Linked DNA regions of Homo sapiens: region 1 is linked to region 2. The links are chromatin contacts, found by Hi-C in ENCODE. All regions are on one chromosome and are shown on one strand. Each heading gives the region's core, a stretch centred on a gene start or an enhancer-like site at or near the end of the contact. The rest is flanking DNA. Distances are from core to core; before and after follow the strand shown.

Region 1 (2,899 bases), core at 57-2,556, 120 kb before region 2:
TGAAACCACAGGTGGGGCAGGAAGCCAGAAACCTATGAAGTTTTCTATACCCACAAATGTGTTTTATTTAACGAGTTTAATCAATCTAGGGTTAAAAGAAGATAGGCAGAAATGAAATTGCCAGGTCAGAGGTCAAATACATTGTTAGGGTTTTTATTACTGTTTGACAAATTTCTCTCCAGATGGCTATCTCAATTTACATTTTTCCCACTAAAATGTAAAAGGGGAACTATTTTCCATCACCTTCACCAACACTGGGCCTTTGTTTTTAACACTGAACTTAACCAGATGAAAAGAAAGAGGTCACCTTTTTTTTTTTTTTGAGATGGAGTCTCACTCTGTCACCAGGCTGGAGTAGAGTGGCGCACTCTTGGCTCACTGCAACCTCCGCCTCCTGGGTTCAAGTGATTCTCCTGCCTCAGCCTCCCCAGTAGCTGGGACTACAGGTGCACGTCACCACACCCAGCTAATTTCTGTATTTTTAGTAGAGATAGGGTTTCACCATGTTGGCCAGGATGGTCTTGATCTCTTCACCTTGTGATATGCCTGCCTCTACCTCCCAAAGTGCTAGGATTACAGGCTTGAGCCACTGCATCCGGCCCAGAAGTCACCTGTCATTTTAATTGTTACTCTTTAATCAACAAAGCCAAATATATTTATATCTTAATTGCTCCTTTGTTTCTTCTTTTATGAATTTTGTGTCCATTTCCTTTAGTTAGGAAATATTTTTCTTATTGTTTTATAAGAACTCTTTACATATAGAAGACAATGCTCTATATGTAATACATATTTTTGTTGGTCTTTTAATTTTGCTACAAGTGTTTGTGCTGTTCAGAAGGTGTTCTGTTGTTCAGATGCTGTCAAAGTAATCCCCTTTCATTTATTTTCTGCCCTTGAAGTTCATCCCCAAGAATATAGGAACACTCAAAAATTCATTTTTTGAGGAAAGGATTCTGTCTTTGGAATGGCTATGAGCATAAAGAGAAAAAACAATAATTTGACCTAGTTTCACAATAACCCAGCTCCCCAAGAGGCAAAATGCATAGCTATCCTGTGAAGTCAGGGGAGCAGAGGAAAGCTGACCCCACTTCCTTAAAATACTTTCTCTTGGCATTAAAAAATAGGTTGCAATGGCTCAGAGATGAGAATCATGCCAAATGTGCATTTGATCCATGCTTACGGATAAATTTAGGCAAGATTTAATAAATTCTCTGCCTACAAACAGTAGAGAGATAATGCTTTGAAAAAAAATAGCTCAGGCTGTGAGTAAAGAATGGGATCATTCCAACTTTTGGTCATATGAGATCACTCCAATTGTAACAATACTGGCAAGCTCCTCAGTGGGACCCATTAGAAGGCAGTGCGAGGCAGAGCAGGGAGGATGGATGCTGTAGTCACATGCCCTTTGAAGTCTGGTTCTGACTCCCAACCATGTGACCCTGGACAACCCAACCGAGGGTGGGGACGTCCCTGGACCGTGCAAGCTGGCTGGCAGTGGAAGTGACAACACCCACCTCTGTGGGTTGTCATAGCAATCAAATGAAGGAGCAGAGGCTGCTCATTCCCTGCGCGGAGGAGTCAGGCGTACTTGCACTCTTCATGGAAGGGGCTGTAATCATTTGCATTTTATTAGAAATTTTAAAAAACCACACCGCCAGGAAAACCACTCACCTTGAACAGCCTCCTTTATTTGAGCGCACCACACACAGGCAGAAGTTTACTTGGACTTTGACTATTTTCAAGTCGGCCCCAGTGAACCAAATTTGTTGTAAAATATCACATACGGCATTGGGCCCTGAGTAGAGAAAACATCTCAGCTAAACCATTAATTTAATAGCCACAGAATCAAACTGATTCCCTAGGAGGCCAAGAAAACAGGAAAAGACAGCACCCTCTTGGTACCCAACGCTGTGTTCTATTTCCCACAAAAGAATTCACGGTGAATACTGAGTTAGCCAGTCTCGTATCTTCCCTAAGCGTGTGGAAAAAGGGCCCTGCCCCTGAGCCTGGCACACCCCAAACCACAAGCCAATCTGCAACGGGGGTAGAGAGCCAACCCACACTCCTGCAGGCCTGGGTGCTCCAGATGGAAGTGAAACTGCTAACAGATTTTACACCAGACAGCATTCAATGACTTTCCACTGCTCACGGGCTAAAGAGCAAAGCCCCCACCCCTCGCCATGTTTCTCCTTGCCTTTTCTCTCCCTTGAGCTACAACTGCCTTCTTCCCTCCCCAAATACATCCAGCCCATCACAGGCCGTTTGCTGCTGCTCCTCTGGGATGACACACACTCCTATGCCATCTGAGACCTGAAGCAAGAGCAGCGGCTCCCTAGAAAACTCCCACTCGCCAGCAGCCCTTTCCGGATCCCACTTTTGTTATACACGCTCCAGCACCAGCCACCTCCCCGCTTTAAGTGACGCTGGCCACACTGCTAACTGTATGATTATGGGGTGACTCTGGCCAATGTCACCATCCCTTCTAGACTCCAAGGACCCCCTGAGGCCAAAGACCTTGCCTGTTTCTGCTCACCAGCACCAGTAGGGTATCTAGCACATTCGCAGATGTACAATCAATATTTGGTGAATCAATATATGAACAGATACCACGCAAGAAAACTTAGTGCTTTTGAGTATTTGGCCAAAACACACAAAAGGGGGAAAAAAAAAAAACCATACCAAAGATTCTGAATTCTGACTCATGCACAATATTCCCATTAACAAAGGGTTCTTGCAGACTACCACTAGCCAGGTGTCACCTAAGTCCCCTACACAGCAGATGGACAAGGCCACCCTGCGGGCCACACGGCGCCACTATATGCTAATTCACTGTTAATTACAGCCTCTCCTCGAACTGCAGGAGGAGCCTCATTCTACAGGGAGGCCCGCGCCAATTAGG
Region 2 (2,758 bases), core at 128-2,627:
GTTTGCACAGGGGCACCTGGACACGATGCTCCCGCGGCTAGGGCTGGCTCTCGGCATCCACTAAGTTCAACTGCACCCCTGAATTAAGCAAACACACTAAGGAGGGCAGCCCTGCACCGCCCAAACACGCCGGCCCGGGCCTCGCCCCCAGCGGCAGCACTTCTCAGAACACGTCTTCAACGTCCAGCAAGACGCCCAGGCCTGGCCTGGTAACCTGTCAGGGGTCGGGTGGCGCCGACCCCGCCGGCTGCCCCCAGGCGTCTGCTGGGCCGGGACGCTCCGGCAGCCCAGGACGCGGAGGCACCGAGCCACTTTCCCGCAGGAGAGACTCTATTGTCCACGATCAAATTAACGCTGACGATCTATCTTCCTGGCGGAGCTCGCGGCGCGGCGGGGCGCAGGCGACGCTCGCCCGGCCTTGCAAGACAAGCAGCGCCGCAGTGCTCCCTCGGCGGAGCAGCCGCGTGCCCCGGCCGGCGTGTGTGGACACCCGCACGCACACAGCGCACACCCCCGCCGCGCCGCGGGCGTCCGTGCCTTCCCGAGGCCCCAAGGCGGCCCGGCCCTCACCTTCGATGGCGATGACGTGCTCCCGGATCTGGTTCTGCAGCACCGGCTCCTCCACGCGCTCCAGCAGCTCGTAGATGGAGTAGATGTTGGGGTGGACCGACTCGAAGCGCTGGATCTCGGCCCGGATGGCAGCCGAGTTGGCCAGCTGCTGCTGGTAGTTCATGGTGCAGGCGCCGCGCCCGGAGCCGCGCGCCCCCCGCCGCCGCCGCCCCGCGCCCCGGGGCCCGCGGGCCGCCGAGCCCGGGGCGCCGCAGCCCCCGGGGAGCCGGGCCCGCCGGCGGCGGGCGGAGGAGGCGCGAGAAGAAAGGCGCGGGCGGAGCAGGCGCGGGGCTGGCCCGCGGGCTCAGTTCATGGCCGGGACGCGCGGCCGGCGAGCGAGCGGGCCCCGGCGTCCCGGGTCAGCGGGCCGCCCGGGGGGAGCGCGCCCCCATGGAGCGCGCCGCGGCGGGTGCGGCCGGCCCCGAAGGAGGCTTGCTCGGGTGACTTCCTGAGCCGCAGCCGCCTTCCAGCCCTAGGCGCTGCTCCGCGGAGCAGCCATTAAAGCCCAGGCAGCCGCCGCGCTCCGAGCGCCGGGGCCGAGGGCCGACCCCTGGGCAGTGTGGCCGCGCTGCTCTGGGCTCCTGGCCGTGGCGTGGGTCCGCGCGCTGCGTACTGCGCCGCCCGGCGCGCCGGGGCCCCCGCGCGAGCCCGCCGTGCGCCGCCCGCCGACCTGGGACCGAGTCGCAGGCGCCTTGCAAGCCGCGGAGCCCGCTCCGAGCGCCGCCCGCCGCCTGCCCGGCCGGCCCCCTCCCTGGCACGCAGGGCTCCGGCCCACGTCGGCCCCGCCCCCGCCTTCGCCCTCGCCCGCGCCCGCGCCCGCGCCCCGCCTGCCCGCGCGCTTGCCGCCCTCCGGCCGCCGGCGCTGCGTCCTCCTCGGCGCTTCCCAGCGCGCCGGATCCCGGGGAATTGCGCCAGGCCCCGCCCCGCGCCTGCCTCTGGGCTTCCTGGGACTTGTAGTCCGCGCCCCCGGCGGGCCGGGCCAGGGGGGTGCGCGGGGTGTTCACACTGGGCCGGGGTGCGGGACCCTCCCGCCGGCCAGGCCCCGCGCCTGCCAGCTCCTGCCCGGGTTCTCGCGGCGGCCCCCGCGCCCCGGCACGGGGGAGGCTGCCCGGGAGTTCGCCCGCCGCGTTGTTGTTTGTTTCCAAGCGGCTGGCTCCAGGAGCCTCTGCGACTCGCCAGTGTCCCACGGCCTCGCTTGGTTGGCGAGCCTCCCCTTCCCGCGTTTGGTAACTTTCTGCCTCCTTTCTCAAAGTAGCACACGTGCTTTCCCTTAATACATGCGATTTCTTTCCAAAGGCGAAGCGCCTCCTGAGCCCATGCGGCGTGGGGGTCCACACTCCACGAGTGGACTGAAGTTTAGACAGGGGTGCGAGATGCGACAAAATACCACAGAGGCTTTCGAGGCATCCTTCTCCCTTACAATTTTTAAAAATCGAGCCGTGGATCTCAAGCTGCTGCCTCCTGAGCGCCGCTGCCTGCTCCACGGGGTTCCTTAGCCCCTGGACCGTCTGTCCCACCGCAATCCCCGATTTAGGTCATCCCCGGGGACCCCCCGCGGAGCTGGGACCGCACTGCAGCAGCGCTTGGAAGGCTCGTCTCGCCGCTTTGAGGCAAATGGGACCCTTCAGATTTGCGGAAGCACTGGCTGCCGGGCGGTCCCACAAGGTCCTGGATTGAGGACACTGGCTGAGTCCCTGCCCCCAGCCATCGGCGTGGTCTTTCTGAAACTCAGCCAGCCGGGCCGGCATCCCCGTTTAAAGCCTGCTGAGCCTTCACCGGCTCACATGCAGTTTGCTATGGCCTAAGCACCCTGGTATCCAGCCGTGTTGGCTTACTGGCTGGGCTCCACAACTTCCCAAAGATGTGCTGACATTTTTACCATTCCGGACCTGCTTGTCTTCTCCTTGACACTTAGGCACAGGTCATCACTCCATGCCTCGGGCTGTCCACGCATAAGTAACTCTAGTAACCAAGAGGCAGGCATGTGGCCTCACCAAACCTGACCTATCAGCAGCAGCTGATCACTTGCGCTCCTGGAAACCCCTTCTCCCAGTGCTCACCAGGGCTTCCTGCTGTGTTTCTGGCTTCACTGTCCCTTTTGTGGTTTTCTTCTACTCCCCTAACCTCTAAATATGGAGGGCCCCAGGGC

Evidence for each region. A loop is a pair of places that touch in the nucleus more often than their neighbours do. Pooled maps may share reads with other maps.
Region 1: a pooled map shows a loop between it and region 2 (2.3-fold over the local background). The contact joins the enhancer-like site here to the promoter of AGAP1 in region 2. A Hi-C loop is called at or near these places in 1 of 50 pooled maps.

The regions. Positions count from the first base shown.
Region 1 is chr2:235,613,783-235,616,681 of GRCh38, reverse strand. The region is part of intron 1 of AGAP1 (ArfGAP with GTPase domain, ankyrin repeat and PH domain 1); the gene reads right to left. Among named protein-coding and RNA genes, the nearest start is that of TNRC17, 97 kb to the right of the region's middle. Within about 2 kb of position 1,306, at least 15 of the 41 ENCODE cell types and tissues checked have a DNase peak (open chromatin) inside an H3K27ac peak, as active enhancers do.
Region 2 is chr2:235,492,662-235,495,419 of GRCh38, reverse strand. It overlaps AGAP1 (ArfGAP with GTPase domain, ankyrin repeat and PH domain 1), which reads right to left and starts at 1,377. Exons shown (of 18, transcript NM_001037131.3): 1 at 571-1,377. The coding sequence starts at 733. RefSeq lists an enhancer at 1-123.